Linked DNA regions of Homo sapiens: region 1 is linked to region 2. The links are chromatin contacts, found by Hi-C or POLR2A ChIA-PET in ENCODE. All regions are on one chromosome and are shown on one strand. The core of a region is the stretch at or near the end of the contact, and the rest is flanking DNA. Distances in the headings are between cores, read along the strand shown.

Region 1 (5,879 bases), core at 3,069-5,568, 660 kb after region 2:
GCATCTGTTTCCAAGCCTATACCAGATGGATGAAAATAATTATTGGAGAAATCTGAGAAAAGGAAGATCAAGGCACTTTTAACATCAGCAGAAGATAATGAAAGGGTAGAACAAAAATTGAAAACCAGAGACACTGTCAGGAGTAAACTAAAGCCACTTCTCAGAGTTTCCATAGATCCAATGGCACTGCCATAAATCTAGATTGAGAAAGTCCATTAGCAGTTATTGCAGATACAGTTACCTTCTCCTCACCCCAAATTCTAAATAAAATATATCAAAATAAATGAACAGATTGGTTATTATTTAAATATTAACCCAATTTGCCAGCTTCTTTTAGGTCGTAAATTTGCATGGACTCATGGTAATCCAAATGACTGTATAACCAATCAGGATATTTAGGAAAAAAAAAAAAAGAATCAGTGGCAATACTCAAGCCCAGGTTCCATGCCATCTGCAGGAGCTGTGCCACCGTTTTTATTATAAAAGAAACTACTATTAGGATGCAGTCGGACTGGTTTTTCCAAGCACTAAATCCATATGGGTAGAACTCAATAAATACCATGCACATAATAATTACTAACATCTGTAGAGTGCTTTCCGGTCTACATGTTGCTTTGTTTAACCTTCATAACTGTTATAATCCTCTTTTATAGCTCAGGAAACTGAGGCTTAGGGAGGTAAAGTGATCTAGTTAAGAGCACACAGCAAAAAACTTTTAAACCATAAATTTTGACTCTATAATGAAGTTTTTTGATTCCAAATCCAGAGCTTCTGCTACCTTGTGGTGCCTCTCTGAAAATGTTTTAACAACAATAATGTTGTGATTATACCTTTCAATGTAATTTTTAGAAAATGTTGCCTTTTAGTATCTTCCAGCCACAGCAGCTAATATTTTATGAGGTCATATTTCTGAGTTATTTGTAGTATGGAAACTGAACATTTGAAAACATTATTGAAATCTATTTAAAAACTGTTATTTGGTTAATTTGTAAACCTCAACCTCCTTGCCTCAAGTGATCCTTCCACCTCAGCCTCCCGAGTAGCTGGGACTAAAGACATGCACCACCATGCCTGGCTAGTTTTTGTAGAGACAGGGTTTTGTCATGTTGCCTAGGCTGGTTTCAAAGAGTTTGTAGTGATTTTGAAAGCGAAAGCAAGCTAGATAAAGCCTACTTTATGAAACATGTGCTTGGAATAAAATAGATTAGGATTTAAACCCATAATAATAAAGAGCCACGCCACCTCTCCTTATAGGGAATATTTAATATATTCCCCTAGAACATAAAGAGTTAATTGTTAATCACTTAACAGGAAGACTAGGAGAAGGGGTTCTACGACATTAAAAGCAAAAATGGGAAGAAATGTTTTAAATAAACTAGAAATCGGTGGGACCACACATTCACTTAATAAATCTTTACTGGCCATTTACTATGTATCATATAATGCCAAATACTTGGGGAAATTTAAATTTTAGAAGACAAAGCCTATCTTTTTGAAGAGCTCAAAGTGCAATGGAGAAGAAAGCAATGAATAAAATGTTTGAATTAAGAAGGAGAAACTTGTCTGCAGGAATAAGCAAAGGAAGTAAAATTAAATTAGAGTTCTGAAGGATAAATTGTATCTTCACAGGATGAGAAATGGGTAAAATGCATTTGGAAAGGAGCAGCTCACGCAATGGCATAAAAGTATGAGAAAGAGATTAAGTTCATGCAATGGTGACATGGTCACTGCAAGTAGATCACAGGGTACTTGAACGAGTGGTGAGAAAGGAGTCTGAAAGACTGCAGGGGCCGGTTTGAGAGGGGTCTTTGATGACACGACGAGATGTAGTGACTTTGCAGGCTCCAGGGTGCCAACAGCCTATGCTTTTCAGGCAGGCAATAGCACCATGGAATGTGCAGTTTAGAAAGACAATTCCGGTGGCTTAATGTGGGAAGAGACTGGTGGCAATGCAGTATTTTATAGGCTGTTGCAGCTGTAGCAGCAAGATGGACCTATAGAATTATGTATATTGTCCTAAATTAGAGGGTGTATTTTACTTTAGAATAATCAATGCCGTTAATAATTGTAGGCAGTTCATAATATAAAACGTTTTCAAGCAAGGGCAGGTTTGGGGAGGAAGGCCTTGAGGAAGATTCATTATATAGTAAGCTAATAGGAATAAAGGCTTCAATGTGATGTCCGATGTCTTAGGATGGTGACAGTTCTTTTAGTTTTAGCTCTCCAAAAAGTATTTCCACCATTTTATTTAAATATCTCTATTAGCATCCTTATATGTTAGGGATTTCTTCTTCTTTTAAAAAACTTAATTTCAGAGACCTCTCCTGAGAAAAAAATAGAAAGAAACTCTTTATGCTTGCAAAGCTAATAAGCAATACATTGTATTGGGAAAAAATATAAAAATAAGTAGAGAACCTTTTATTTAAAAATGGAAATAAGTCTTTAAAGTCGTTTTTTCTGAAACAAATGTGGTCTTTTGTTACATTGAGTGGGAAAATCTTAAATCAAACTTTCCAGGATAGAACATTAAAAAACAAAACCCATCAACTCTGAGCTCTCTCTCTACTGTTGAGCACAAAACCAAAATCACAAATGCACAACATTTACTTTCATAGTTCACGGTGACTGATTTGTGTATTGAACACAATGATTTTCTTCCTTTGTGCTTCTTTAAAAAAAGTAACATTAACTTGCAAAAAAGACTCCAAATTGCTTATGTAGGAACAAACTTAAAAGTGAGACAGAATTTCATCTACAAGGCTTAAAACATCTCTTAATTGTTATGATGTAACAGCAGTCTAAAAATTTTTATCAACAAACAAAAAATCAGTCAAGCACACACACCTTCTGAGACCATCTTGTCTGGATAACATCTTCAAAGTTAGGACTGAGTGATTACTAGTCTACGTTCTATGCTAAGGTGCTCAAGAAAAACAACTTCATATTGAGTGACATAAACAAGTGCAGCAAATCTTTTTAAATTTGCATGTTGTTTTGGGAGCCTTTTAAAAGAAACTGTAAGCCAGCATATGGAAAGTTATAAATGGAGCCCAAGTTTGCTTGGAATCTAATTAGAGATGCCTTCCAGCTGTTGCCACTGCCTGGAGCCTCTATTTCCTCTTACTCTCTCCTTCCAAACAAACCATGGAAAAGCAAGCTGAACACCAGTTCTCTTGCCTGACGCAACATGAACTGATTTAGGCAGTCTGGCAAAAAGGAGATGAAAAAATCAGCCTCCTTATTAAATGTTGCTGTACATAAAATGTACAATGAAAATTCAGTCGAATTAAGGACAGAGGTATAGAAGCAAAATTAACGTTAAAAAATTTAAGTGCATTACCAGCAGCACAAAAGGCATTATCAATATTATGACTAAAGACAGCATGGTGTCTAATGTTCACCTATTTGTAGAAAAATGAAAGAATCCATTAATTATTTTTCTATTTGCACTATGTTCTCCAAACTAGACACCTATGATAACCAAAGAAGGTCTTTGAACCCCTAACTTTGATAAAGATCAGGCTCCTACATCATAGATTGGTTATTTTTTTCTCTATGGATATTAACCTGCATGTTTTGACTTTAGCCGATACATATATACAAATAGATACATAACAGAGCTTAAGGCATGGAAGGTTGGGAGAAGGATGTGGCATTGATGTAGCTCTTTGAAGAGAAATAAAATTTCAAATAGGCTGAGAAGAGGGTGATTGTGGTATAAATTTACCTCTCTCATTTCTTTAATCTTCTACTTTCCACTAATTTCCCTATATTTTCTCCTCAGCCTTCACCTTCAAGCATATGTCTCTCTCTATCTTGAAAATATCCTCTCTTGGAACCCGCTATTTTTTAAATTGCCACATTTCTCTTTCCTTTCTTGCAAGATTAAACCCCGCACGCAGGCTACACCCACTCTTGCCATTTCTACTCTACCAACCCTTTTAATAACCTCTTCAGAATCAAACCATTTGTGTTTTGGGAGCGGGATGGGGGTGGGAAGATAAAAATGATGACTTTCTTCTTAAAATAGCAATTTAAAAGCACGATAAAATTTAAATAATAACTAGAGCTGTCTGAAGAGAACATTTCTTTTCAGGCAAATGTGAAATTAAGTAATCTGTTTCATGTTGCGGTAGACATTTTTCTGAATGGCTCACACAGAACATAAACCTTAAAAGCCAACAGCATACTGTGGGGGGAATAATTTCTGTTTACCCTCAGTTCAGTGTTCTGTCCCATTAACAGCTCTACCTCTAAATATGCATGACATTTCCTTTCAAAAATTTTCTGTTTAATGTTTCAAATGCACACACTAGATCTGACTTAGTAAACCAATTCCTTAATAATGAGTCATCTGGCCAAACATGAGTCAGAGTAATAAAGCTCTCGAGACACTTCACTATTTGAACTTTAGGGACATATATAAACCTGTGAACGATTTCACAGCCTGAAGAAAGAATTTTTAGCTGTTATGAGAAGCTGGGTAAGAGAGAACCAGCACTTCCCTGTTTTCATGTCTTATCTTTTCTGAATTTGTAACATTGATTAGAAGAACCTCTGTTCTATGATTTTTTATTTACAGAGATTGCAATGATCATGTGTAGCATTAAAATACAAATTTCACAGACAGTATATTTTACTTTGTGTATATTAAACATGTTTTTTTCTTGAACATTTGGCAACTATAATCAACATGAGATTAACTGTTTCATCAGAATGTGTTTATATGGTTGCATATTATCAAATGGAATTTGGTTTCTGAAAAATGGAATGAAAGTATGGAACAAAATGGCAGAGCTAAAAGTCAGAATATTCCCAACCTTGTATTTTAGTTAATTTTACTGTGATCTATCAGCCACCCAATAGATTTTTTTTCTGAAAGCCTTCTAGTTTCTCTTGTCTTCAAGACTATGTTCATTGGGGTATTAAGTAATGTACCTTCTATCATTGCTTCTCTCTTGAATTATTGTTCTCTTTCCATTCTTAGTGTTATCATTACGGTTTTTTTTCAGTATTTTGTTTCTCATTCAGACAGCTTCCTACTGGTTTCCCTGTTTTAGAGTTGGAGAAATAATAATGAGACATGGATAAAATACAATTAGGCAATGATAAAACGATAAGAAAACAAGGTATTGACAATGAGTTGTAGTGGGCATTTTACAAAATACACATTGATCGAGAATAAATTTTATGTGTGGTTCCCTATACCTGTTCTGGTATGCCTAACTACAGCTTAGTTATTGAATAATAGTTTCCTTGTATGCTTTCCTCACTACTGGGCTATTGAATTTGATGACAAGTGAAAAATTTGAGAGTTTGAGATCATCTGAAAAAGCTTCTCTACTTCACAAACCTTGCTGTTTTATAATTATTTTCTGTGTACCTCCAGTATCCTGGTTTGAATGTTAAAGTATTTCATTTTCATCTCCATGGTGGTGTTATAAAACCGCAGGATTATTAGTGAACTGCCTCAACTTTAATAGCTATAATTGATTCTGGTGTATTCATCAAAATGACAGCTATAATTTGTAGAAAAAAAAGAATCAAAGAATTTTCTTATAAAAGATGTGTTTAATAGATCTGTAGCTTTTTATTATTGCTGCTGCTGATTCATTATTTTTACATTTTATAACTTGATGCTGGTACTTCTTGAGAATGATTGCCTTATTAACATATTACTTATTTGTAGCATTAAGTCAGTAACTTATTTTCTTGATATGTTAAGAAAATTCCCTCAAAGTAGATTGAATAGGGCAGTGTTTTTCAAACAATGACCCAGGAGCCCTGGAGATTGGCAGAAGTGCCCCGAGCCTGCCTTAGAAGGAAGGGGTTGAGGCTGGAACCTGCACTAGCAGATCTACTTTCTTTTGTTTTATATG
Region 2 (6,351 bases), core at 2,832-5,331:
TCCTTTTGATCAAAGAAAGTTTCCTTTCCTATTCTTTCTTTTGAGTTCTTTACCCCAAAGTATGAATAAAGTCGTTGTGTAGAGACCAGAATAAGGCAGTAGTTTGTAAAGGAAAAACCACTTCTGTAGAAACTTCTGAGACATTTTGGAATCGTAGTTTGTTTCCTTAACCTTTGCTTTTCTAACTTTACTTTGTGAGATACAGCAGGGAATATGAGACATTTTAGCATTCTCCTGGGATTACAATCACTACATGTTTGCCAGAATGGATATCAGAATGGTAGAGACACATTTCTGGTGACAGAAGCCAACAAGCCCAATCCACTAATGCAGCTTGGAAGAACTGTGACATATGACTCATCCTTCCGCTAATTGATCAACCATCATCAATTATTTCTATTATTTGTATAATCTTAAAGTGATTGTGTTTTATGTTGCATATAATTGGTATGCAGACCATAAATTACTGAATAAATTAGTAAAATAAAAATATTATCTTATATTATTACTTGAACATTAGGGAATAGTTCAGTAAACTCAGAAAATGTGAATATTCTAAGTCCTAAATCTTACCTGATGCCATAAGTCAGTTAACATGAAAATCAGGGGAGGAGGGGATAGAGGAGTTGTCTAATGGGTACAAAAATACAGTCAGATAGAAGGAGTAAGATCTAGTGTTAGGCAGCACAGCAGGCTAACTATAGTTAACTAAAATGTATATTTCAACATAACTAGAGAAGTGGATTTGGAATGTCCCCAAATCCACTGGGGAGGCATTTTGGCCTCCCAAAATGATAGGATTACAGGCCTGAGCCCCCGCTGTGTATTTTCTTAAAAAGACATACTTAGTGCAGAATCTTTTTAAACTTTTGACATGTTTTTTCAACCTGTTATAATTGTCTCAATTACATCTAATTGGGTATTACTTTCAGTGACTCACCTTTGTTAGGACTTTAAAAAGAAATGATAAATGTTTGAGGTGATGGATATCCCAATTACCCTGATTTGATCATTATACTTATGTTTATATCAAAATATCACTTGTACCCCGTAAGTATGTACAACTGTGTATCCACAACAATTTAAAAATTTTAAAAATAGGAGCCATAAAAATGGCAATACAATAAATACTTGTAAAGTCATTTGACACCTTTTGAGGTAGAGCCAAGATCTTTTCTTTAAATATAGGTCCATCGATTAGAAATTAAATTGCCATTCTTGCACAAACAATATCAATACCTATTATATTATGTATATATATGCTATAATATGTATATTTATATGATATTTGTATGTTCTGTGTACTTTCCTTTTCTTTCTTTTTTTTTGAGACAGGATCTCACGCTGTTGCCCAGGCTGAAGTGTAGTGGTACTATCACGGTTCACTGCAGCTCAGGTGATCCTCCCATCTTAGCTTCCAGAGTAACAGGGACTACTCGGGAGTAGTAGGTGGGCAGGTGCCACCACTCCTGGCTAATTTTTGTATTGTTTTGTAGAGACGGGGTTTTGCCACGTTGTCCAGGCTCGTCTCAAACGATCCACCTGCCTTGGCCTCCCAAAATGCTAGGATTACAGTCCTGAGCCCCTGCTGTGTATTTTCTTAAAAAGACATACTTAGTGCAGAATCTTTTTAGACTTTTGACATGTTTTTTCAACCTGTTATAATTGTCTCAATTACATCTAATTGGGTATTACTTTCAGTGACTCACCTTTGTTAGGACTTCAAAAAACATCTACCCTAGTTTTTCTAGAAAAAAAACAGTATTTACATAATATTTAATTTAGTTATTAAAGTTATATTAATATGTATGATTGGTATAAGTATGTTTAGAAACAAAAACAAGTTTAGCTTGAACTCCACTGATGGAAGCTATGGATGAGGGCCTTAAAAGGTGGCATCATAACCAAGATCACTAAGTATGCTGTGGTGGCTTAGGGATTATGTGATATAAATGCAATTGGTGACCAGGAGGATTGGCTGAGTGAGGGTTGGCTAAGTGAAGATCAGTTAAACACACAGTTTCTTTTGCATAGAACAAATCAGATATTGACTACTATTTGTAAAGCAGAATGTTAAGAACTCCTACTTTATTTTCTACATTTTTCATATCGTGATTAACAATATAAATTCATTATTAAATCTCTCTTCCATCTATTATATACCATTTCTTTTGCCATATTATCCGATTTAATTATATCCCATTAAACTTGTACTTAGTGTCCTACTCATTTTAACTTTTAAAGTAGTTTCTAATCTTGACCATAGTATCTTGGATTCTGTAGCAGAAAGAGATGTCCATGATCATTTCACTATAGCCTTGTTCTCTATGTACGATTCAGAGGTAGTTGCATAAAACCATGTTTATGTTTAAATAATCAAGTTTTCAAAGGACATTTTGTTTAAAAGGAAAATATGTATTCATTTCTTGTTACATTATACATATGTAGGACTACTTATTTTCCATCCATTCAACAAATATTTAATGATGGCCTTCTAAAGGTCAAATACCTTCTCATGTATAAATGATATTATATTTACCACATTGCATATAGAGGCCATTTTTAATATCTATACAGAAAAATATCCATGACCAATATGATCACAGTGTATTACTTTTTCTGTTGCCACATATATTTGCTGATAATTCTGATAGCATTCAGTGACCAAACTGAAGTAAATTATTGTTTCCACTCTTACAAGTACAAAGAAAATATAGTCCCATTATCAGCACCTGAAAATAGAAACTGAGACTATCAGGCAATGAAACTTAATCATTTAAAAAGTATCTCCAGTAATTATTTTCAAACAGAGAATCATCTCCTTATTGAAATGTTTACTACGAAGGACAAATACTCTAAAACATTTCTGCAAAAATTAACTTTCTAATACAGTCTAATATAGTAGACATCCTTTCACATTTTTAAATATTCCCAAAAAGTTGAATAAAGGTCAGCCGCGGTAGCTCACATCTGTAATACCAGCACTTTGGGAGGCCGAGGTAGGTGGATCACCTGACGTCAAGTGTTCGAGACCAGCCAGGCCAACATGGTGAAGCCCCATCTCTACTACAAATACACAAATGAGCCAGGCGTGCTGGTGCACACCTGTAATCCCAGCTATTTGGGAGGCTGAGGCAGGAGAATGGCTTGAACCTGGAAGGCGGAGGTTGCAGTGAGCTGAGATCGTGCCATTGCACTCCAGCCTGGGCAACAAGAGTGAAACGACATCTCAAAAAAAAAAAAAAAAAAGTTGAATAAGATTTCATAGTAGGGTAGTCTCTATGTTATATTTTAAATGCAAATCATTTTCCTGCAATTTATATACTTTCCCTAATACAGGAAAATGAATCTCAAATTGAGCTGTGCAATAAACCCACCTAAGGAACCTTTAAAAAATACCCTGGTCCCCATTATAGCTGGGCCCGATCCCTATGGATTTTGATTTAATTGGTCTATGATGGGACCCAAGCAACAATATTTTTTAAATGTTTCTAATAATTGTAATATGTAGCTATAGTTGAATACCACTAATACAGAATATGGGCTATAATTTATTGGTGTTAAATTTCTAAATTAAAATTTATAATATTAAAATAATAATCAAATTGTATATTATAATAGTCTTTTTGAGTTTGTTCATTCAACAAATATTTATCAACCACTACTATTCTCCAGATTTTTGGATGGATACTTTTGTTTTTCCTGCAGCATTTAGTTTGCTTTCAGTGAATAAGACTCTGAATAAAACTATTTAAATATCACTAGAAATATGCAGGCAAGCTGAATTTACAACCCTTGCCTCCAACTGTGCCTTCATGTGAGTAGCAGGAGACTTTCTTTACTTTCTCTGTTTCTTCCTGTCTTTTAACTAAAATTCCACCCAAAGACAATCCATTTCATCATGATATGGATTTTAAATTTATTTTTTGCATAATTTAGTATTAACAAGTTTTTGATATATATTTGAAAAGCTCCTGCTATGTTTCAGGTGCTGTGGAAACAATCTTCCTCTTAAATGACTCACACTCTCATGTGGGCAGATAAGCAGAGAGGGCACACACAGTGCGTAGTGTATGACACAGCACACACGATGCTCTAGGAGTACATAGCAGCAGATAAACACAGTTAAACAAAGACATTCACTGGGGAGGATCAGGGAATGTTTCTCCAAGAAAGTCACATCTAACCTGAGCCAAGAGAAGAGGGGAAAGAAGATTTCTGGTAAATGAGAGAATATGTGGAAAAACTCAGAGGCATGAGAGAACATGACCTGTCAAAATAAAGGCAGCTCAACACGATCGTAGCATGGAATGAGAGATGAGGCCTTGCTACCTCTCGCTCTTTACTGAATCACAGGGCTCTTCTGAGCCAGTTTAATCAGTTTTCTGAAGAAAACAAAGAGCCACCAAAAAGCTCATGCAGTATCACATTATGATCACACAGATCTTATATATGTATATAGTCAGAGTTGCTCAGTGGAATTTGATTAACCAGTTGAATTTCTTTGTAAATATATTTGAAGTTATCTACTGCTTTTGGAAAGAAAATAATTGATGATAGGTTCATTATAGCCTTTCAAACAATTATCTAACATCTAGGTCAAAGCCTAAAAAACTAGACAACCTATTTTTTGTACTTTGGTGGTTTTAGTTGAAGATGTTACTCTTATGTCAAGGGATTCATTTTTTTTTAAAGTTTCCATGACAGTGTCAATTGATGCCCTTAATGTATTTTCACTACAGAAACTGAAGGTTTGAATTTGACACTCAATAGTCTTTAGGTGATGTTCAAAATAATGAGATTTGAATTTTTATGTTTTTGGGGTACACATATCTTTTATTTATTTATTTTAGTTGGCAAATAAAAATTGTACATATTTATGGTATACAACATGATGTTTTGATACACACACACACACACACACACACACACACACACATTGTGAAATGGCTAAATCAAGCTTATTAACATATCTATTACCTCCACATACATATCCTTTTTTTTGTGATGAGCGCACTTAAAATCTACTCTCAGCAATTTTCAAGTATATACTACATTGTTATTAACTGTAGTCTCCATGTTTTACAATAAATCTCTTGAATTTATTTCTCCTGTCCAACTAAAATTTTGTATCTTTTAACCAACATCTCCCAAATGCTCCTCCCCCTTCCTTCTCCAACACCTGGTCACCACCAGGTGTCTATTCTGTGCTTCTGTGAGTTTTTTAGATTCCACATATAAGTGAGATTATGCAGTATTTGTCTCTATGTCTGGCTTATTTCTATTATTCTGAAAAATCACTGGTATGTCTTGTGTCTAAAATAGTGCCAAGCATGCAGTAGACATTCAGAATTTTCCTTGAGTGCAAGAATGATTATAAAAAGTCCAGAGGCTCTTCACTTTTAAGATGCATTTAATACTGAGTTACAATAATCATAATAAATTATGGTAGCTAATATTTATGGAGTGCCAACATATGCCAAGCACTATTTTTAGAGCTCTTGCATATATTACATCATTTAATCTTCCTAACCATTTTATGAAGTACTTTTCTATCCTTTACTTATGGTTGAGGAAATTGAGGCACATGTAGGTTAGGGGACTTGCTAGGGCCTTATAGGTAATAAGTGATGAAATTAGAATTTTAACCCAGGCAGCTAGACTCAGATCCTTGTCTCTTAACCTTACACTGTACATGAGGAATGAAAGGCAGTGGATTGACAACCTTGGAGAGCTATTGCATAAGGCAAATAAGCAACAAACCAGAACTGTAGCCCAGTGAAATATTAAAGAGATGATTTGATCCTCTGATCCCAAAAGAGATGTGTCATATTTTCTGCCCAAATAGTTTATATCTTTCACATTATTTACAGCTTCTTTTCTAATGGCTTTGCTTTTAATACATTGCATATGTTCATTGTTTCTTTTTAAAGCTTTTCTGGAAACGTCACTTAGTTCATTTTAGGGAAGCTTTGAAAACATCAATCTGCTTTCTCAATACAACTAATTATTATTAATAATACCATTGCTAAAGAATTTATTTTTCAAATGAGAACTCAAAATAATGAACTGTCTCTTGTACAACTTCTCTGGCATAAATGATCATTTATCTTCAAAAAGAACAAATGAGTTTTCATGAAAGCAAATTTCCAAAATATACACGCGGGAAAGATCCCGTAGTCATGGCTCGATGGCTTGCTGCTGCTGTTGAGTGTGGCCTCCTATGTGATGCTTTTCATCTTTTGTTTACTTTTGGTTTCAACTTGAACATTAATGATTTTTGTTTTTCCAGACTATTACAGAAAAACACAAACTAAATGTACCTGAGACGATGACTGAGGTTCTTGATGT

The links. Hi-C counts contacts between places; a loop is a spot of excess contacts on that map. ChIA-PET counts read pairs that join two places held with the same protein, here RNA polymerase II (POLR2A).
Region 1: a loop to region 2 is called in a map of MCF 10A, with 4 times the contacts of the local background. The contact joins two enhancer-like sites. A Hi-C loop is called at or near these places in 1 of 168 maps with a recorded cell type or tissue (MCF 10A). POLR2A ChIA-PET finds 5 or more read pairs at or near these places in 1 of 52 experiments (activated T-cell).

What each region holds. Positions count from the first base shown.
Region 1 is chr4:113,955,038-113,960,916 of GRCh38, forward strand. The region is part of intron 1 of ARSJ (arylsulfatase family member J); the gene reads right to left. Among named protein-coding and RNA genes, the nearest start is that of ARSJ, 22 kb to the right of the region's middle. Within about 2 kb of position 4,319, at least 8 of the 41 ENCODE cell types and tissues checked have a DNase peak (open chromatin) inside an H3K27ac peak, as active enhancers do.
Region 2 is chr4:113,296,475-113,302,825 of GRCh38, forward strand. ANK2 (ankyrin 2) reads left to right here. Exons shown (of 46, transcript NM_001148.6): 23 at 6,293-6,351. Among named protein-coding and RNA genes, the nearest start is that of MIR8082, 150 kb to the left of the region's middle. Within about 2 kb of position 4,082, at least 4 of the 41 ENCODE cell types and tissues checked have a DNase peak (open chromatin) inside an H3K27ac peak, as active enhancers do.